Regions from separate parts of the Homo sapiens genome. Here regions 1 and 2 are each linked to region 3. The links are chromatin loops, found by intact Hi-C in ENCODE. Cell type or tissue: heart right ventricle. All regions are shown on one strand. Each heading gives the region's core, and the rest is flanking DNA. Links, peaks and the distances in the headings are about the cores only. Region 1 overlaps LOC124904964 (a long non-coding RNA gene). Region 2 overlaps CD93 (CD93 molecule). Region 3 holds the start of LINC00656 (long intergenic non-protein coding RNA 656).

Region 1 (7,358 bases), core at 1,370-6,369, 71 kb after region 3:
AGTCTCCATATCTTGCTGAAAATAAAAAGAACTTTCCAAAACACCTCCAGTTGTCCAGCCCATGGACTATGTATTTATTGTCTTCAAAGGAAACTTTGCTATTTGCCTTGGGGGGTAATACATGGCAACATGAGTTTGGCCAGCCTGGGAATCGCATTCCTGGGAAAAGGAATGCCATTGTAGATCTAGCTAAAAAGAAGGATCTGAAGAAGAATGAGTCTGAAGGTCACTATTGCCATGAACTCTACGTGCACACCTCATTTTATCAGAAAATTCAGAGCTGAGGTGCCCATACTGTTGATACAAAGCTTCAAGGCAAACAAATCCACGTCCAGCTCAGCCTCTACAGGCACTGTGCTATCCACTGTGCTTCCTTTTAAAGGGATACAACACGTAGGTGGCAGAACCTAGAAAGTGTTTTCTTTTAATAACATTATTGGTGCTGACACTTTTATTACTAGGCACTCCGATGGGCGATGTTCCTGATAATGGGAATTTTCTTTTCCTTCCATCAGATTGCTAAAGCAAATAAAATCCCTCCAAACATGAAGGATTGTTACTCCCTGTGGTGCCTTCCTGCTTCTAATCATTTCTTTTCACTATAAACATTGTTTAAGTTTGACAGTAGGGCTTTGTGTGCACTCTGAAACTGAAGGAGGAACTGACAGCAGCTTTTTACATTTTCTGTTTCAGGTTATAACAGGGTTCAAGATGTGTACTTTCATGGAAAATGATGTTTCCATCTTTTCAATGGTTGTTTGGCTCAAAGGGGTGGATCAAGAACAAGGAACATTAATTGGTAGAGAGAAAGAAAAAAAAGTGACCAATAAAGAATCCCCTGATCACTGTGTGGGCTGCAAATAGCTGGGATCAGACCACCCATCCTGCTGTGTCCAACGCTCTGTGACTCCTGGAGCCATGGTATAAACCGAATCTGCAGGGAGTGGCACACGCACACGTCTTTAATTTCCATTTCCTCATTATCATCTCTTATATTCTACTGCTCAACATGAAAAAAAAAAAAAGAGTGTGAGATATTGCTAATAAACTGATCCTTTCAAGCTTAGGATCACAGCCCCGACAATCAGAGTCCTTAAAGTTCTTGCTGCTAAATCCAAGTGAGTTTTGTTTAGATGACAAAGGACCGATGCTCTACTGTGAGGACTACAGTGCCAGAAATACAAATGACCAAGACATTCTTGATGAAGAGGATTTATTACATCATCAGGGCCATCTACCCTAGAAATCAGCAGACAGGACTATAGTTTTAGTGAGATTTTAAAAATTTAATAAAATTCAGAAATGAATTTCTTAAGTGGGAACACTAAGCTCAGTTCAGCGAGAGATGGTTGATAGTTTTAACTCATTTCATTCACAAGCCATTAAGATTTCATAAGACGCAGCCCAAATGCTGTATTTGCTCACGTGCTAAACCAGACATGCTAGGGCAATTCTGTCAAAGGATTTTTTTCCCTTTGGTTTTGTTATTAATCCTTTATTGGCTTTTGCCTCTATGACTCAGCCTGGTTGGCCCAATGCAATCACAGGGTCCTTAAAAGATGGAATATCAAGGCAGAAGGGTTAGAGATGTGACACAGAAGCAGAGGTCAGAGAGAGAGGTGAGAAGATGCTGTGTATGCTCTTGGCTTTGAAGATGGAGCTAGGAGCCTCAGGTCAAGAAATAAAGGTGATCTCTGGAACAGATAAGGAAAGGATCCTCCCCTATATTCTCCAGAAGGAGAGCAGCCCTGATGGTGCCCCAATTTTGGACTTCTTACCTCCAGAGCTCTAAGATGATACGTTTGTGTTGTTTTTAACCACAGCAGCAATGGAAAACTATTACACTCCATCACGGAAAATACTAAGCTGCTCACTACAAATGACCGATATTTAAAGTTTTTTAAAAGTATAACAATTCTGTAATATAAAAGTAATGAAGTTCTCACTGAAGAGCAGTCAGAACAAATGTATGCAAAATGGTGTGTAAATGAGTGCAGTGTCTGTAAGGTGGTGACTATGGCGCCCATTTGCCCGCTTTATATGAACTACCAATTTTTGAGATGGAAACACCTTCATAGCAGAATGAAATGACCTGGAAGATGAAAGGTGGTGTTCCTTCCTTGGGAGCTGGGGAGTCTAGAGTGTGGAGGAATGTCAAACACATTGACTTACCAGAAGCTGCATGATACCGGAAGCCAAGAATCCAATAGGCCTGGTCTCAGCCAAGCCAACTCTGAGATCTGTGGTTCTATTGGGGAGTAAGGTGGAAGCGTTTTTCTCTTTAACTGAAAGAACAGAACCACATTTTTCTCTCTCCTTGTAATATGAAGCTTGTGGTCATTTCAGTCCTTACTTTGCCTTCTACAACTTCCTAAATACTCACTGTATTTTGCTTTTCCTTTCTCTTCTCTTCCTTCTTAACGCCCTCTCTTTCACTCACCATAATTCCACAACAGTGACAAGAAACATCCACAATGGACAGAAACAAGACAAAGAGGGCTTTTCCCACCATTGTCTCTTGCATTTGAATACAATGCTTCTTAGTGGTTGGGTTTTTTTCTTCTCTATATATATCTTTTTTGAAGTAGAGGAAGTTTTCATAAGCAAGTCCTGCATCTTCTAAGTTTTTTTCTTTATTAATGTTTGTAGGGCAGGGTTTGGAAAACTATGGCCTGCAGGCCCACTCTGGCCCACTGCCTGTTTCTGTATGGTGCGTGAGCTAAAAATGGCTTTTTTGCATTTTTTTAATGGTCAGAAAAAAATCAAAAGAAGAAAAATATTTCATGGCATGTAAAATTATGAAAATTTCAAAGTCTGTAAACAAAGTTTTATTGGACCACAGCCACATCCATTCGTTTATATATGGTCTGCGGCTGGTCTCCTGTTACAGCAGCACAGACCAAGTGGCCTGCAAAACCTAAAGCACTTATTATCTCTGTTTCTTTGCAGAAAACAGTATGAGGTTGACATACTCATAGCCCAACAGTATGAGGTTGGGCTATGAATTCTTAATACTTTTAGCATCTTGGATTCCTTCAGTCTTCCTCCTTTCCATCCTATTGCATGACTTTCAGCTTCATGATAACAATGTCCTCTGCACCTCCTGTCTGTGCAAAAATTTTACAAATTACATTTATCTTGGCTTGAAGGTGGAGTTCCACTATCCCATCAGGATAAGGTTTGTGATACTTGTGCCCATGCAGGTAGAAACTGTAGATTCAGGATCCAAGGAAGAGTTGGTAGAGCCAGGACCCAAGGTGGAAAGCCCAGGAGGAAGAGATGAGGGTAGTGAGGATGTGAGCAGAGCCTGGGAGGCCACTTCATTCATGCCTCACATACAATGAGCCAGTTGTTTCTCAAACCTGTGCATCAGAATGCCCTGGAGAGCTTGCTAAAACCCACAGGGCTGGGCCCAATCCCCAGAGTTTCTGATTCAGGAAGTTTGAATTAGGGCCCAGGAATCTGCCTTTCTGACAAGTTGGTAAGTGATATATGTGTTCACAGAGAGAAGATAAAAGCTGATGCTGACAATCTTGGCCACTCCTTTTTCATACTCCTAAGAGGATCATTGAAACTGTGGTGGAAGGTAGGGGAAGGCAGGTAGAATCCTGTGCAGGCTGGTCTCATTGAGGCCGTTGGGTTGCCCAGCGGAGTGTGTGTGCAGCAAATTCCCCAATACCCTTTTCCCCAAGACCTTGTCAACAGGCAGATTCTGATGCAGGAGGTCGGGGTGGGGTCAGAGGTTGTGCATTTCTAACAAGCTACCAGGTGCAGTGATGCTGCTGGTCTGGGACCACACACTGAGGGGCAAGGCTGCAGGGGACTGCCTTGGTTTGCATACCCTTCTTCTTCCTCTGCCTGTATCACAGCAGGAACATCCTGTTTTTAATGCCAGCTGCCCTTCAGTCCACCAGAGGCAGCAGTGCTCCAACGTTCTGGGGCCATGTCCACATCTTTATCATTGCTTCTGAGCCCCGGGGACTGACTCATTTAAATGACATTTTCAACTCTGGAAAAATGTTGGGCCAGAAATGGAAACAGCAGCAAACACTTTCTGGGAAACAGGAAGCCAAATATTTGGTTCTTGACAACTATTTTCCCCCCAGATTCAGAGCCTACTTATTTCCCAAATAAATAAAACTTTTAGATAGCAAGATAAAATATGAAAATGATGTTCACGCTCAAGACCACAGGATGAGAGCACAAAGAGTGCACACTAGGAGAAAACAGAGGGCTATAAAGTGTCTCTGGCATATTTCAAGTTCTGAATTTACTTATTATCAGCTGTTTGTGTTTATTCTGCTTGCAGTAGAACCAGCTGGAGTTTTAAATTTGCACCGTGGGTGATGCTGCCAAAATTATCCCTTGCAGCTGTTGGCTCCACGCTTCTTCAGTGGCCAGCTGGTTGTCAGAAACATAAACGTAACTACCAGTCCCAAGGAGGAAGCAGTCTGCCCTATTGTCTATGGAGAACAGACAATGCGTCCCACTGCCCTTCTTTCCTGCAGGGCCCTTTAAGGGACCCAGAAAGCTCCCTCTTGCCGTATGTCCCAAAAGTCCTTTCCAAAGGAAAATAAACCCCAGAGAGCCATTTTTTGGCAGTGCCTTGCTGGGATCTGGCTTCGGAATTATTCCCAATCTGAAAAGTCTTCTCGATGATTTGGACGTGGACTGAATGTTTCCCCATCCTTCCTTCTACTTTTGAGCACCCATGGTGGGTGGACCAGCTATGGGTGGAGGTAAGCGAGGTCTGAGGCACCCCCAGTGGGAAGCCACTCCCTTCCTCTTCTCCCAGAGCTAGATGGAGCCTCAGTCACTGCCAGGCCTGTGGGTAGAAGAGGGATTTCTGAATGATGGGATCAAATATTGGCCGCCCCTACTTCAGAGTAAAGCCCTCTCCAGCACCCTGCTCTCTGTGACATCTTCATTCCTGGAAGGCTGTTCTGCCCAAGCTGAAGATGTTCTCAGACAGTTTACCCAGAGCTGTCAAGCCATCCTGCAGGCTTGTTCTCAGCCACCAGAAGTCTAGAGTAGCTAGTCTGCAGTTTTCAGTCCTGATGGAGCTAGATATTGATGAAAATAAGAAGTCTGCCTGCACCAGCTTCTGCAAATCACCAAAAGATCTCTGTGCAAATTTGTCCAATACTGACTTGGTCAGATAACCAGGGTTTCAATATTCATTGCTCTCATCACTAAGTTTTGGGGAGGTTTGCTACTGGCAGTAGATAACCGATTTTGTGGGGCTCCACCAGGCTTGCTGCTTTCACACAACAAAGGCAGAGTTCAGTGGTTATGACAGAGGCTGAAAGGCCTGCAGCTGAAATGTTTACTCTCTTGCCCTTGACAGACACGGCACGTCAACCTTGCTCTAGGGCATCCACAGAATTCCTCCAGATATCTGGGTCTTAGCAGGCACTTTTGTTTATCTGTCCTTCCACAACTCAAACCAAGAAGCCAAAGATTTAGCATCTCAGTAGTTCACTGGTAATAACATGGGGTGAGTTGGGATGGGTCTCTATGACACAGCCCGGCTGAACCCATGTGATAAAGTCTATCCTCTTGTGAAATGTGTTTTTGGGGAAGCAATCACTGAACTCAGGGGGTGCAAAGACCCCAGCCTTCTCAAGATGACAGGAGCGGCTCTTTCAGGCAGCAGATTTTTATTAAATTCTTGAAAATTAGTGAGCTACAAGGGAGTCAGAATAGCTTCTGTTTTGCAAGAGACTGCAAAAATGCGATGTGTATTACCAGCCACATTACTTTGAACTGACTAATTTTCAATTATCAAAAAATAATTTTACCTTTTTTTAATGAAGGAGTGGAGCCTTTAACTTATAAAATAAATGCATGTAGAAAATATAAGAAAGAGAAGAAAGTAAAAATCATGCTGCTTCAACTCAGAGATAATGATGTTACCAGCAGCAAATCCATATGGGTCTGCAGCAACCTCCATTCTTGCCTCCTCAGAAGAAAGAATTCAGCTGAGAGGCAGAAGGAGAGACTAGCAAGCTTTCGAGCGGGATTGAAAGTTTATTACAAAGCTTTAGAGCAGGGAAGAAGGAAGGAAAGTACACTTGGAAGAGGGCCAAGTGGCCAACTTGAAATACAAGTGCGTGGTTTGACTTTTTCACTTGGGGTTTTATGTGTTGGCATACTTCTGGGGTCTTGCATCCTTTCTCCCCTGATTCTTCCCTTGGGATGGGCTGTCCACATGCTCAGTGGCCTACCAGCACAGTTTGTTTACTGGAGTTGTACACATGCTCACTTCAAGCATTCTTCCCTTGCCAGTCAAATGTCCCTAGAAGGTCATATACCAATTAAACTCTGTCATTTTGCATCTTAATGCACAAGCTTGAGCCCACTTACCCAGCTCCTGAGATCTTATCTGGAAGCTGCTGATCCCCAGTTTGAGGTTTCTTCTATTGATAGGGAGACTGCTTTCCCTGGCACTGGCTGCAACAAATTATTTTAGAAAGACAGTTAACAACTGCCTGACCATCATCTGATGGTTGTCTGACATTCCTGGTGGTGGAGGAGCCCTCTCCTGCCATGCTCAGGCCTGACTAGCTACCTACTGTAACAATTATATATATATATCTCCTATACCATAAGTAGTATTTCTTTCTATATTAGGTGTGTTTACTTCCATAGCTTTCCATCCACTGGATCTATCAGTTATAATTTGATAATAGGTATATTAAATATACTTACTGTGCTAACAAAATGTTCAGATCTCTAATTTTCACAAAAAATTAAAGGCAAGCACTAAATATTTGCAGTTATATTAGTGATAGATATTTTCATTGTTCAATTTCTCACATTTCATGCATTTAAAGAATATATTATAATATACTTCTGTAAAATAGCATTAAAATATATAGTTCCAATTATCTTATTTTCCTGCCTAAATAGGTTTTGTTCTCTGCACATGCTCACTTTTAAGCCTCTTGTCCTGCATACATTTAAGGCCTGAACTTATCCCACAGGAGATGTGTGCCAACAGCCGAAGCACAGTTGACGTTTCTCAAACAACACTTGTGGATTTCTTGGCTTCCTTGTGAGGACTTTGTCTTCCAAGGACAGTGTTTCTGAGTGTAAGAGCATTTCTTTCAAATATGCATTGTTTTCAATAAAAATATAATCTGCTATGAACAAATATTTTGTAGAAAATAAAGGGAGAGTCTAACATGGCAAAACGCACCTTGACACAATAACATTCTAGAGGCTTCTACTTGAACTGACCGAAATAGTTCTGTGTTCTTTTAAGTGAATAGTTCTTCATTCAGGGGTCTCATCAGCTTGAATGGAGAAAACATTACTTCTATATTTTCACTAATCTGCACCTGAAACAGCATATC
Region 2 (7,358 bases), core at 1,396-6,395, 54 kb after region 3:
GTGAACGGGAGATGATGCACTGTGTTTTGAAAGTTGTCATTTTAAAGCATTTTAGCACAGTTCATAGTCCACAGTTGATGCAGCATCCTGAGATTTTAAATCCTGAAGTGTGGGTGGCGCACACACCAAGTAGGGAGCTAGTCAGGCAGTTTGCTTAAGGAACTTTTGTTCTCTGTCTCTTTTCCTTAAAATTGGGGGTAAGGAGGGAAGGAAGAGGGAAAGAGATGACTAACTAAAATCATTTTTACAGCAAAAACTGCTCAAAGCCATTTAAATTATATCCTCATTTTAAAAGTTACATTTGCAAATATTTCTCCCTATGATAATGTAGTCGATAGTGTGCACTCTTTCTCTCTCTCTCTCTCTCTCACACACACACACACACACACACACACACACACAGAGACACGGCACCATTCTGCCTGGGGCACTGGAACACATTCCTGGGGGTCACCGATGGTCAGAGTCACTAGAAGTTACCTGAGTATCTCTGGGAGGCCTCATGTCTCCTGTGGGCTTTTTACCACCACTGTGCAGGAGAACAGACAGAGGAAATGTGTCTCCCTCCAAGGCCCCAAAGCCTCAGAGAAAGGGTGTTTCTGGTTTTGCCTTAGCAATGCATCGGTCTCTGAGGTGACACTCTGGAGTGGTTGAAGGGCCACAAGGTGCAGGGTTAATACTCTTGCCAGTTTTGAAATATAGATGCTATGGTTCAGATTGTTTTTAATAGAAAACTAAAGGGGCAGGGGAAGTGAAAGGAAAGATGGAGGTTTTGTGCGGCTCGATGGGGCATTTGGAACTTCTTTTTAAAGTCATCTCATGGTCTCCAGTTTTCAGTTGGAACTCTGGTGTTTAACACTTAAGGGAGACAAAGGCTGTGTCCATTTGGCAAAACTTCCTTGGCCACGAGACTCTAGGTGATGTGTGAAGCTGGGCAGTCTGTGGTGTGGAGAGCAGCCATCTGTCTGGCCATTCAGAGGATTCTAAAGACATGGCTGGATGCGCTGCTGACCAACATCAGCACTTAAATAAATGCAAATGCAACATTTCTCCCTCTGGGCCTTGAAAATCCTTGCCCTTATCATTTGGGGTGAAGGAGACATTTCTGTCCTTGGCTTCCCACAGCCCCAACGCAGTCTGTGTATGATTCCTGGGATCCAACGAGCCCTCCTATTTTCACAGTGTTCTGATTGCTCTCACAGCCCAGGCCCATCGTCTGTTCTCTGAATGCAGCCCTGTTCTCAACAACAGGGAGGTCATGGAACCCCTCTGTGGAACCCACAAGGGGAGAAATGGGTGATAAAGAATCCAGTTCCTCAAAACCTTCCCTGGCAGGCTGGGTCCCTCTCCTGCTGGGTGGTGCTTTCTCTTGCACACCACTCCCACCACGGGGGGAGAGCCAGCAACCCAACCAGACAGCTCAGGTTGTGCATCTGATGGAAACCACTGGGCTCAAACACGTGCTTTATTCTCCTGTTTATTTTTGCTGTTACTTTGAAGCATGGAAATTCTTGTTTGGGGGATCTTGGGGCTACAGTAGTGGGTAAACAAATGCCCACCGGCCAAGAGGCCATTAACAAATCGTCCTTGTCCTGAGGGGCCCCAGCTTGCTCGGGCGTGGCACAGTGGGGAATCCAAGGGTCACAGTATGGGGAGAGGTGCACCCTGCCACCTGCTAACTTCTCGCTAGACACAGTGTTTCTGCCCAGGTGACCTGTTCAGCAGCAGAACAAGCCAGGGCCATGGGGACGGGGGAAGTTTTCACTTGGAGATGGACACCAAGACAATGAAGATTTGTTGTCCAAATAGGTCAATAATTCTGGGAGACTCTTGGAAAAAACTGAATATATTCAGGACCAACTCTCTCCCTCCCCTCATCCCACATCTCAAAGCAGACAATGTAAAGAGAGAACATCTCACACACCCAGCTCGCCATGCCTACTCATTCCTGAATTTCAGGTGCCATCACTGCTCTTTCTTTCTTCTTTGTCATTTGAGAAAGGATGCAGGAGGACAATTCCCACAGATAATCTGAGGAATGCAGAAAAACCAGGGCAGGACAGTTATCGACAATGCATTAGAACTTGGTGAGCATCCTCTGTAGAGGGACTCCACCCCTGCTCAACAGCTTGGCTTCCAGGCAAGACCAACCACATCTGGTCTCTGCCTTCGGTGGCCCACACACCTAAGCGTCATCGTCATTGCCATAGCATCATGATGCAACACATCTACGTGTAGCACTACGACGTTATGTTTGGGTAATGTGGGGATGAACTGCATGAGGCTCTGATTAAGGATGTGGGGAAGTGGGCTGCGGTCACTGTCGGCCTTGCAAGGCCACCTGGAGGCCTGTCTGTTAGCCAGTGGTGGAGGAGCAAGGCTTCAGGAAGGGCCAGCCACATGCCATCTTCCCTGCGATCAGGCAAAAAAGTGGAATTAAAAAGTCAAACCTTTATATGCATGTGTTATGTCCATTTTGCAGGATGAACTGAGTTTAAAAGAATTTTTTTTTCTCTTCAAGTTGCTTTGTCTTTTCCATCCTCATCACAAGCCCTTGTTTGAGTGTCTTATCCCTGAGCAATCTTTCGATGGATGGAGATGATCATTAGGTACTTTTGTTTCAACCTTTATTCCTGTAAATATTTCTGTGAAAACTAGGAGAACAGAGATGAGATTTGACAAAAAAAAATTGAATTAAAAATAACACAGTCTTTTTAAAACTAACATAGGAAAGCCTTTCCTATTATTTCTCTTCTTAGCTTCTCCATTGTCTAAATCAGGAAAACAGGAAAACACAGCTTTCTAGCAGCTGCAAAATGGTTTAATGCCCCCTACATATTTCCATCACCTTGAACAATAGCTTTAGCTTGGGAATCTGAGATATGATCCCAGAAAACATCTGTCTCTACTTCGGCTGCAAAACCCATGGTTTAAATCTATATGGTTTGTGCATTTTCTCAACTAAAAATAGAGATGATAATCCGAATTCTCCATATATTCACTAATCAAAGACACTATTTTCATACTAGATTCCTGAGACAAATACTCACTGAAGGGCTTGTTTAAAAATAAATTGTGTTTTGGTCTGTTCTTGTAGATAATGCCCTTCTATTTTAGGTAGAAGCTCTGGAATCCCTTTATTGTGCTGTTGCTCTTATCTGCAAGGTGGCAAGCAGTTCTTTTCAGCAGATTTTGCCCACTATTCCTCTGAGCTGAAGTTCTTTGCATAGATTTGGCTTAAGCTTGAATTAGATCCCTGCAAAGGCTTGCTCTGTGATGTCAGATGTAATTGTAAATGTCAGTAATCACTTCATGAATGCTAAATGAGAATGTAAGTATTTTTAAATGTGTGTATTTCAAATTTGTTTGACTAATTCTGGAATTACAAGATTTCTATGCAGGATTTACCTTCATCCTGTGCATGTTTCCCAAACTGTGAGGAGGGAAGGCTCAGAGATCGAGCTTCTCCTCTGAGTTCTAACAAAATGGTGCTTTGAGGGTCAGCCTTTAGGAAGGTGCAGCTTTGTTGTCCTTTGAGCTTTCTGTTATGTGCCTATCCTAATAAACTCTTAAACACATTGATTGTGAACTTGTTTTAATATATTTCACGACAACTCGAAATACCTGGCAGAACTTGCTTTCAAGGTCATTACATTTATCCATCTCCCCTTTCAAAGAGTTGCTAAAAAGAAGGTACCTTGTGGCTGAGTTTCTGCACCTGCACCTGCTGGAGGCGACAGGGGGCGCTGGGCTCTGCCTTCCTTCATTACCTCAGCAAATGTGTACCCTGCCCCTCAGCGTGCTGCCCTTGGGGACATGGAATACAGAGGGCTGGGCTGCACTGCGCCCAGTGTCCATGGCAGCTGAGTCCACTCATCCATGGCCCCCTCATCACTCTTTAATTCTCTGCATCTTGTAAATTACATGGGTGATGCCTGGCGCAGAATTAAACATGTCCAATGGATGCGATGTGAAAACACTGTTCTATAATTATCATTGGAGCATTTATCACTACTTTGTCAGCAAAGCCCTTTCAGTTTATTTAACTAATTGGACAGGCAGATCAGATCGCTGGTTGTTTGGCTGCACAAATCTCATGGTGATTCCAAGTCAGGAACAGCAGATGGTGGTCAATTCTGAGTCAGCCTGCTTTTAAGATTGTGCAAAAGGCTGTGGCAAAGGCACAGGACTTAAGAAGAACAAAGGGTTCTGCTCTGTTATGCTAATGGTACAGGACACTTGCAATAAATATCCATTATTTAGGGTTAAATGCAGCTGATCCTGTTAGAAGTCTATTCATTAACAACATACACTTGGAAATTATTCCTCGATATGAACAACCATGGCTGTTCCCCCAACACACACACCCACACACATAAACACACACATGCATGACACAGAGATATGCATCCACAAACACACACAACACACACCCACAAGACACACACCCACAAGCACACACAGTTCTAACATCCTTCTGTGTCGTACTGGAACACCTGAGGCCAGTGTTTCTCAATTTAGGAAAAGCCTATGAAAGAAAACACCAACTTGTGATGGTTACATTTTTTGGTGACTTTTGCTATCTCACTAAAATTTCTTAAATGCTAGGTAAATCATTCGCAAACAAATAATTTGCCAAGAAAAATTAATTTGCACACATATCTATTGCACAATGCAGAGTACATTTGTGTTGCTATCATCAGACAAAATGCAGATTACAATGAGAGACTCAGACATGTACTATGTACCTTCTGTGGGATTGAACATGCATTGAGTGAGCCTATCAAGTTCTCAGCTGACTCTTGTGTATATTCAGCAAGAGGAGATACAGAGAGCAGAGATGATAAACTTGAAAACCAGAGAAGTCGGAGTCAGCCTTTCCCTGAATTATATTTGACATTACAGGTGCTTAGAAACAGAATGACTAATGGGTTTACCCTTCAGATCCTCTGAATGCCTCCTAACTCTCCCTTTTCAGAGGAAATTATGAACAGCTCAACAGTGAAAAAGTGAAGAAAGAGGCAGAGAGAGTAAAAGGTATAGATCAAGTGCAATCATTTTTCCGGAACTGTGATTGACTTAAGGGTGCTCAGCATGCAGCTCAGGCACAGGCCCTCTCCTGAGTCCCCAGGAGAACCACCACCAAACTCTCCATGAGCGGTTGTCCCTCTCTGAGTTCTGGTAGTTGGGTTCTATTTGAGGTTTGTCGTGATTAACTTGGATGATGATGTTCTCTTGTGGTTAAAATTGGTTCATAGAATTCAACTGAGTGGAAGAAAGGATGGAAGGGAGGAAAAGAGGAAGGGAGGAAGGGAGGGAGAGGGAGGAAGGGAGGGAGAGGGAGGAGGGAGGGAGAGGGAGGGAGGGAGGGAGGAAAGAAGGGAATGAATGGGAAGGAATGAATGGTAGGGAGGGAATGAATAAATGGGAAAGAGAAGGAAGGAGAGATGAGGGAGAGAAGAGAGAGAGAGAACACAAAAGGGGGTAGAGGAATGTCCCAGGTGTGGTGGTCACAATCAGGTCTCACAAAGCTGGGCTTGGAGCCTGAGAAGGAAGGGCTGAGTTTCTCAGGGCGTGCCGGTGCGAATTTCAGGCCACTTCGTTCTGCTGGCCTTGGTGAGGCCCAGCACCCTCCTGTCACCTTCCTGCAAAGCCTGCTTGCCTCTGCCACTGGCCTTACGCCTGTCCACATAGTTCATATTGTAAGGTCTGAAGCCAAGCCTGTGACCTGTCTCTGTGGGGCTCCTACTGTGTTCAAGTATCATGAAATAATGAAATTTGTGAGGTGGAAGAAAATAATTGGGACGTCTACCTTCTTTCTCCAGGGTCTGGCTTTCCCAAAAACGTTATATCACAAATGTTTTACTTCATTGTTGAAATCGCTGCCTCCTGTCCCACGTGTGTTTGTCGGGGTGTCACGCCCTTGTCTGCTTTCCTTCTCATCCGTCCTGCAAGTCCTCATGCCCTGGCCTCCATCCAGGCCCTCATCCCCCATGGCTGTGGCTTCGTCAGCTTCTCCTCGGATTTCCACCAGTTTTGTCTTCTATTTACAGCCGCGTGGTGAAGGGACTAATATGTGTTTGGCAGATTTCATCCTTCACCAATAAAAAATATACCTTTTTGAACCTTTTCACTTCAAATTATATTATATATGACTTTACAACTGATATACCCGATTCATTCTGCTGCATCTGATGAATATCTGGTATTTTTTCCCTAAATTCAGCCTTCTGGTGACACTTCATGTTTGTCTCTTGTAAACAACAAAGCTGGATTTCACTTTTTTTTTCTTTTATTCAATCAAAAGTCTTTGTCTTTTAATGGGAGAATTCAATCTATTCACATTCATTAAGGTTACTAATAAATTTGTACTGACTTATTTTATATGTTCCATTTATAATGATTCATTGGGATTTCTAGCCTCTCTCTCGTCAATTATTAGATTGATTAAGTTTTCTTTGATCTACTTTTTCCCTTAATATTTTGGAATTGATATAGACTATTTGTATTCTTCAAATAGTCTTACTTTTTCACCTCACATACTAAAGCCTATATCTTCTATTAATGTCTTGTGTTAATTAATAGCTATCTCCTCCCTCTATTCCCCAAAATACCCAGCAATCTGTTATTTCTATTTCCTGTCCTCTCAGGTTACCCAGATTCCCACACCACTGCCCACCTGGATTGCATCTGAATTTTATTTTTTTATTGTTATACATTTTTACAACCAAAACCTACTTGGATGCCATGAGTTTTTGTTGATTTTTTCTCATCTTCACCTCTGATTCCCAGTACTGTTGGATTCAGTTATCACGGGAGTGTTTTGTTTTGAGTTGTGTCTTTTTCTGAGAAGGTCATGCTTGCATGACCAGAAATGCCTTTCCCTTCCGCAAGTTGAATGATGCCTCACCTAGACATAGATTTCTAGGCTCTAAACTGTTGTCCTGTAGAACTCTGGAGATATCCAGCCTTTGCTTTCTTGCATACGTTGTTACTGATGAGAAGGCTGATGTCAAATAATGTGTTTTCTTTCATGGACCATTTCTTTCTTTTTTCCTTTTTTTTTTTTTTTTTTTTTGAGATAGAGTCTCGCTCTGTCACCCAGGCTGGAGTGCAGTGGTGTGATCTCGGCTCACTGCAACCTCCGTCTCCCGGGTTGAAGCGATTCTCCTGCCTCAGCCCTCCTGAGTAGCTGGGATTACAGGCACACGCCACCATGCCCGACTAATTTTTTTTTGTATTTTTAGTAGAGACGGGGTTTCACCACATTGGTCAGGCTGGTCTCGAACTCCTGACCTCATGATCCACCCACCTCGGCCTCCCAAAGTGCTGGGATTCGCCCGGCCTTCTTTTTCTTT
Region 3 (7,358 bases), core at 1,124-6,123:
CCCAACGGCCTGGCTCCGTCCACCTCTGCGGCTTGCTGGTTGTGCGGCCTCTGGCTGGTTTCTTAACCCCTTGAAGTCACAGCTTTCCAGTCTGTACAACAGGCATAGTCCTGCTCAGACTGGAACTCTGCACATCAGAATCAATGCATAATGGCCCTTGCCGTCATTCATGTCCATAGAATTAAGAGACCCTGAACAGGAAGTTAGGAACATTTCTGCCCCTACAAATGGCTTTCCCTTAGATGAACCAGGTCTGGGAAGCTAGAAGTCCAGTGGCCCCCTATAAGGTGAATGTGTTATGTGCATGAGCAACATGCTTTCTCTTCTCCTGAGAGCAGGGAAGCACTCTCTGTCCCACAGTGGGCAGTGGGCCTGTGGCCCAGAGCCTGTCCACTCCCCTTTTTTTCCTCCTCACACTGACACCCTCTGCAGTGATGGGCCACAGAGGGCACAATCCACCCAGGTTTGGGAGCACAGCCCACGTCTGACTCACTGACAATACAGGGCATTTCCTTCAAAAACAGGGTTTCTGTGCAGACATTTTGTGTGTATTTATATTTTTTGAATTAAATTGTGGCAAAATACACATAACAAAATTCATCATCATGACCGTTTTTAAGTGTTCAGTTCAGTAGTGTTACACACATTCACATTGTTGTACAACCCATCTCCAGAACTCATTTCATCTTGCAAAACAGAAACCCTGTGCCCATTAAACAGTGACTTCCGCCCCTCCCCGCAGGCCCTGCCAGCCGCCCTTCTGCTTTCGGTCTCTATGGAGTTGGCAACTCTAGCACCTCATTTAAGAGGAATCCCACATTATTTGTCTTTTCATGACTGGCTTATTTCACTCAGTATAATGTGTTCAAGGTTCACCCTTGTAGCTTGCATCAGAATTTCTTCCCTTACAAAGGCTGAATAATATTCCACGGCATGTTTGTGCCTCATTGTGTTTACCAGTCACATGCTGATGGGCATCTGGGTTGCCTCCACCTTTGGCTATGGTGTTTAGTGCTGCTAGGAACATGGGGTTACCAATGTCTCTTTGAGACACTAATTTCAATTCTTTTGGTTATACACCCAGAAGTGGAATTGCTAGATTAAATGGCAATTCTACTTTTCCTTTTATTCTAATTTTATTTTATTTTTTTAAGAACCACCATATTATTTCCCGTAGTGGCTTCACCATTTTACAGTTCTACCAATGGTGCTCAAGGGTTCCAATTTCCATACATGCTCATTAACACTTATGACTCCTGGGTTTTGTTTGTTTGTCTAATAGTAGCCATCCTAATGGATGTGAGGCGGTATCTCAGTGTGGTTTTGATTTGCTTTTCCCTAATGATTAGTGATGCTGAACATCTTTTCATGTGCTTATTGACCCTTTGTATATCTTCTTTGTAGAAATGTCTATTCGTGTCCTTTGACATTTTTTAATTGTTTTGTTGTTGTTTGTTGTTGTTTAGTTGCAGGAGTTCTTTATATAATCTGGACATTAACCCCTTATTCTATATATGATTTGTAATATTTTCTCCCATTCAATGGGTTGCCTTTTCACTCTGTTTATTATTGTTTATTATCATTTTTTGTCCTTTGATGCACAAAACATTTCAATTTTGATATAGTCCAATTTATCTATTAGTATTTTTACTCTTGCAGCACCTGGTTTTGGTGTTATATCATTGCCAAATCTAATGTTATAAAGATTTTCTTCTATGTTTTTTTCTAGGAGCTTTATAGTTTTATGTCTTATGTTTAGGCATCTGATCAATTTGAATTAATTTTTTTATATGATATGAGGTAAGGTCTAACTTCTTGCTTTTGCATATGTATTTCCAATTTTCCCAAACCATCTGTTGAAAATTTTACCCTTCCTTCATTAAATGGTCTTGACATCCTTGCTGAAAATCAAGGGTGTATTTCTGGGCCCCCTATTTCATTCCATTGGTCTATATATCTGTCTTTATTCCAGTACCACAATGTTTTGCCTACTGTAGCTTTGTAATATGATTTGAAATCAGGAGGTTTGAGTCCTCCAACTTTGTTCTTTTTTTCTCAAGATTGTTTGGCTCTCCAGGGCCCCTTAAAATTCCATATGAATTTTAGGATGAATCCTGCTATTTCTGCAGCAAATCCCTTTGGGATTTTGATAGAGATTGCATTGCATCTGTAGATCACTCTTGTTAGTTTTGACACATTATCAATATTAAGTCTTCCAATTCATGAACAAAGGAAATCTTTTAATTTCTTTATTTCTTCTTTAATTTATTTCATTGGTCTTTTTTTTTTTTGAGACAGAGTCTCACTCTGTCGCCCAGGCTGGAGTGCAGTGATGTGATCTCGGCTCACTGCAAGCTCCGCCTCCCGGGTTCACGCCATTCTCTGGCCTCAGCCTCCCGAGTAGCTGGGACTACAGGCGCCCGCCACCGCGCCCAGCTAATTTTTTTGGATTTTTAGTAGAGACGGGGCTTCACCGTGGTCTCGATCTCCTGACCTTGTGATCTGCCCACCTCGGCCTCCCAAAGTGCTGGGATTACAGGCGTGAGCCACCGCGCCCGGCCGGTATTTTTTTAATGTTTTGGTGTCCAAGTCTTTCTCCTTGCTGGTGAATTTTATTTCCAAATGTTTATTCTTTTTGATGCTGTTGTAAATAGAATTGTTTTCTTAATCCCCTCTTGGACTTGTTCACTGTTAGTGTGTTCTGTTTGCCCTGATTGACATGGGAAGCATGACCTAGCTATGTCTGTAAGATCTTAGGACCCTCCCTCTGAGCAGCTGGAAGAGCCCGGGACAGCCTTGGTTAGGCCGCAGTTTTCCAGAACAGACTCATAGCCAGGGAGATCAGTTGCTCACAGCACCCATCTGATAACCGGTTGATAACCGGCACCACAGGAGCTGGCTGCTGGCTCTGCCTTCCTCCCTCCCTAACCAGTGTCTGTGCCTTCTAGTGAAGGGCGCTAACCTTACTATCTCCACCTGCTGATGCCTGTTGGCATTTAAAGTGAGTTTGCATCGTATCAATGACGCCTACATAATACAGTCACAATAAACTGATACGGATGCTCCCTAAATCCCAGCTAATCTTTTTCTGGCCTTAGCCCAAATAAGTTGAATTGATAGATAAACAAAATTAACAAAGAAAAAAATGTGCCGAGATCCTAATGCAGCTCCTTAGAAAAGAGCCCTAAATACCCCGACCCTGCATCCACTGGGATGATGAAGTTCAGGGAGAAGCCTGTGGGCCTCCCCTTCTGCTCTGGAGGGTGAAGCTTTTACTGCCAACGAATGTGTCTGGGCCCCTCTAGGGCAAAGGCAGCTATTGGGGTGGGAAGTGTAGAGGAGACCCACCCTCCATTGTCAGTGCCATCATCTGGTCTCTCCTGTAAACTTTGCAGCCCCAGAGGGAAGCCATCTGGGCGTTAGAGGCTGGAGAGCCCCAGACCAAGGCGCCTTATCTGTCGGCACACTTCTGGAGCTAGGCCCATGACCTCACTCCACCCATGACCTTCCCCACTGACTTCACAGTTCCAGGAATTGTTAGAAAAACCCTTTTTAAAATTCCAGGAAGCCCCAGTCCCCTCAGTGCTGCTGCTCATGCATTGAGAAAGAGAGAGGCGGAGCCAAGCTGGGGTCTTTGTGATCCTGGAGCCCCCACCTCTGGGGCCTGGGGCTGGGGTTAGTCTCTATCTTTCTCTGCTGGCCCTTGGTTCCACAATGTGGAAGCAAGACCAGGCCCTGCAGATAGAGAAGGTTCTCGTGTTCTTGGCCCCCAGCCCTCCAAAGGAAAACCTTTAGCTTAAGGGACTCTCTACCTCCTTTGAAACTCATCCCTCTTCACACTTCGATATGAAACCCAGAAATTCAGAAAACAGAAAGGAAGAATAAGAGGAATGTTAAAAGCCAACGCTTTTCCAGCTCTCATGGTGTGCCTGACACTGTGCAAAGGGCGTTACCTACAATTACCTCATTTGACTCTGACAGTAGTAACCCATGAGACATACGTTGCTATTACCTCATTTTACAGATGACACACTAAGGCGCAAGGCAGCTGCACATCCACGGCCAGCCTCGTTGTCTTCAGGGATTTGTTCAAAGTTCATTCTGAATTGTAAGGTAACCACTGCAGAACACGAGCCTTTCCTGGGTATGTGTGGTAAGTGCTTCATAAATGCTGTTCTGAGGCTAGGTGCTAATGGAGACGGGGCAGATGAGTGGTAGAGTGAGCCCCGGTCCTAGGCCCAGTTCTGCAGCTGCTGGAGGAGCAATCCATCAGCCTGCTCCAGGCCCCGGCCCTCTCCTGGGAAACAAGTCCTTCTGCCATATGAGCTCCCTGAGGACTAAATGGGACTGCGTTGCGGACTTAGTTGCTGGACACACATGATTTTGTCACCTCTGTACTAGTGTGACTGGGACCCACCTTCCAGGCAGAATAAATCCATGCTGAAATTGACTTGATGTCTGTGCTGCTATTCTTGGAGAAAAAGATAAGAATCAGGAAATAAATAGTGCATAAACCACACAACCAGAAAACACACCGAATAATCGTGCTGACGATATAATGACAAGAAGCGGGGCCTTAACAAATAAGGAAAAGGGCCGCGGTAGGATGATCTGCTGCTGGTCTAAGAGGTCAGCTTCTTGTTTGGGCTGAAGTCTTTGGGATTCTTGGAAAGCCTGGCCAGTCATTTCACGTGCTGAAAGGATTGTGGGCCACGTTTTAATCGTGGTCAGATTATCAGGAGATTCTTGAGGTCTGAGGTCAATTTAAGCTCCTGGTCACCATGTAAGCCTCACAAATATGGTCACTGTCTGTGGCAGCTGACCCGGGTGATGCTTGTGTGGCGGAATTCTTCAGTTATCACAGAAATAAATACCAATTGGTGGAAAAAGAATATTTTGTTATTCTCTAGTGGACTTTAGGAATGGCTGACAGAGATAAAGGACCCTTCAGTAGCACAGGCTACACCATGCCCTTTTTTAAATTATTTTTTTATTTTTCATTATAATTTTTTTTAAAGATAGGGTCTCCCTCTGTTACCCAGGCTGGAGTGCAGTGGTGCAAACATGGCTTATTGCAGCCTCAGCCTCCTAGAATCAAACGATCCTCCCACCTCAGCCTCCTGTGTAGCTGGGACCACAGGCACATGCACCACGCCTGGCTGATTTTTTTTATTTTTTGTAGAGTTGGGATCTCAGGTTGTTGCCTAGGCTGGTCTAAAACTGCTGGGCTCAAGCCATTCTCCTGCCTCAGCCTCCCACATTGCTGGGATGACAGGCCTGAACCACCACACCAGGCCTCCATGCCTCTTGAGATGTCAAACATCTGGATCAAGATACGGAAAATCAGAGTGCTCAAATATAGCTTAAGTCATCCAGAGTGAGCTCTCTACGGATTACACAGGGCACTCAATCCATAGCATGATGCCATGTTTTCCAATGGACAACACTGCTTTTAAGTAAACCAGGTTTCTTTATTTATAGTTGTTTGTGAATTTAATATGCTAATAAATATTTTAATTGCCAAGCCAGGGTAAGTATACAGCTATGCTCAAGCATAATTTGACAAAACATTCAAACTCATTTTGCTTCTTTTTTTGAATGGAATATCTATTGACTTATTGTGGAAAATACGTGATCCAAAAACAGCGGCTTGCCAAATACTGCTTGAAGAAACCTAAAGATAACTGAATCTTTCACACTTAGTCGTGCTGTTTGGAGGTCTGGTTTATTTTGTTCCACTGAAATCCTTGGCAGGGAAGTGGAATAAAAGAAAATCTTGCTGTGACTTAGACCTTCTGAGTTTGCTAACACCTTTGCATCATGTTTAGAAGACTACATTCTTTTCACCCTGTGAAGTGTGAAGTCTGGGATGTTGGGTGACTTGGAGAGTGGCCCTCTTTGGGTTTTATCCTCAGCTCTTATGAAATTTTGGTGCTTCAGGGACAGTGTGTCACAGGCAGCCAAAAGCGCTGGATAAGCAAGAAGAGCCATTTGGAACTTTCTAAGTCTTATGCAAGTTTTGGCAAAAAAAAGAAAAAAGCCTTCCTTGCTACTTTTCAGGGAGGTCGATACTAACATTTGCCCCCCACCCAGGGTGTGAACTGGAGGCATCACTGCCTGGATGAGTGCCGGGGGCTGTGGAGGGTCCTCCGATGTGACTCTCATTCCCAGCATTTTTAGGCCCCATGTCTGTGTGGGGTGCCCAGCCTCATGCATCCCTCCTGTCCACGCCCAACTTCAGAATTACCCAAAACACCCAGCAGAAGGCTGCACTGCTTCGAAACTCTTCTGCTCTTCCACTCCTGGTTCCAGGCCCCCTGCTTCCGCCTGCTGCTATAGTCCACCTCCTCAGAATGCCCACCGTGTCTGTCTCCCTGCAAAGCCCACTCTGTCAGCTCTCAGCAGCCTCAACAGGGCTCAGGCTGCGTGCTGTACCCCAGCTATGCCCCAAACACCTGGAGGGTACCGCTAAAGCCTTCCGTGCCTCTGCCTTCCCACCATACTTGGTGGACTGAGCCTGGGCCAGGAACTGGGAAATGGCTTCCCTTTGGTCCTGGACTAGGGAAGGGAACTGACCCCGGGGGGGCCTATGGGTTGTCCCCTGGAGGCCAAGGTGGAAGGTGTTATCTGCCTTTTATGGACCAGAGTCTCAGGAAAGTTCAACCCCATTGCCCAGGCCACAGTCTGGCTGACATCAAGGCCCTGTGTCTTGCTCACACTCCCGGCTGGCCCTGTCCATGAGTGACACTGTAGGGTGAGATTTGTGGTTTGCAGCCTTTTTGTTTTTTTAAAAGCATTGAAACCCCTCTTATACCTAATACTACCAGAAGCCCCTATAAAAACACATAAACATAACATTGACCTGCCTGGGTTGAGAAGGGGCCTTGCACCCACGCACCTGCTCACCCTCACCTCTTCTCCCAGGGTCATCCCGGCAGGGGTCTTATCCGCACAGTTGGAAACACTGGGCTGGCCAAACTCCACCATTCCTTCCAGTGCTGATGGTCTGAGTCTGTTTCCTGAAGTGTGGCCTGAGACCACTTGCAGAAAAATCTCCTGGAAGTGTGTTACAAAGACCCCTTTCTGGAGTTCCTGCTTTCCCTTACAGTCAGATGGGAAGAGGAAGCAGGGATGGTATGCAGAAGGAAATCTGTGGTTTACAGCCTGTGTAGTGTTTTAGGCCAACTCTGGTTTGAGAACTATTTTCTTCTGACCTCCATGTCTTATCAAAGTAGATAAGAAAAATATTCCATGCGAGACATCAGCATTAGGCAAAGAATGAGAATGGAGTGAGGACACCGTGAGCAGCTGGGTGGCCCCTCTGCAGCCAGGGATGGTGCCACTGAGTCTTCTTGTGG

The links. Peaks named below come from ENCODE experiments on the same cell type or tissue, not always from the same donor. Only the 100,000 strongest peaks of a DNase experiment are listed, where the experiment ranks them.
Region 1: it touches region 3 in a loop (2.1-fold over the local background); 17 of 110 quality-filtered maps call a loop at or near these places.
Region 2: a loop joins it to region 3, with 2.4 times the contacts of the local background. A loop is called at or near these places in 28 of 110 quality-filtered maps.

The regions. Positions count from the first base shown.
Region 1 is chr20:23,058,865-23,066,222 of GRCh38, reverse strand. LOC124904964 (a long non-coding RNA gene) reads left to right here. Exons shown (of 2, transcript XR_007067745.1): 2 at 694-1,084. Among named protein-coding and RNA genes, the nearest start is that of THBD, 13 kb to the right of the region's middle. RefSeq lists a silencer at 3,697-3,991. In heart right ventricle, for the core only: a CTCF peak has its summit at 3,914; DNase peaks (open chromatin) are centred at 3,917 and 4,401; H3K4me3 peaks cover 648 bases; H3K27ac peaks cover 3,822 bases.
Region 2 is chr20:23,075,580-23,082,937 of GRCh38, reverse strand. CD93 (CD93 molecule) reads left to right here. Exons shown (of 2, transcript NM_012072.4): 2 at 1-3,578. Among named protein-coding and RNA genes, the nearest start is that of CD93, 7.1 kb to the left of the region's middle. In heart right ventricle, for the core only: a CTCF peak has its summit at 3,714; DNase peaks (open chromatin) are centred at 2,317 and 3,797; H3K4me3 peaks cover 1,301 bases; H3K27ac peaks cover 3,412 bases.
Region 3 is chr20:23,129,294-23,136,651 of GRCh38, reverse strand. It overlaps LINC00656 (long intergenic non-protein coding RNA 656), which reads left to right and starts at 4,016. Exons shown (of 4, transcript NR_034149.1): 1 at 4,016-4,153. RefSeq lists an enhancer at 1-219. In heart right ventricle, for the core only: no CTCF peak of the experiment used is centred there; a DNase peak (open chromatin) is centred at 3,512; H3K27ac peaks cover 3,463 bases.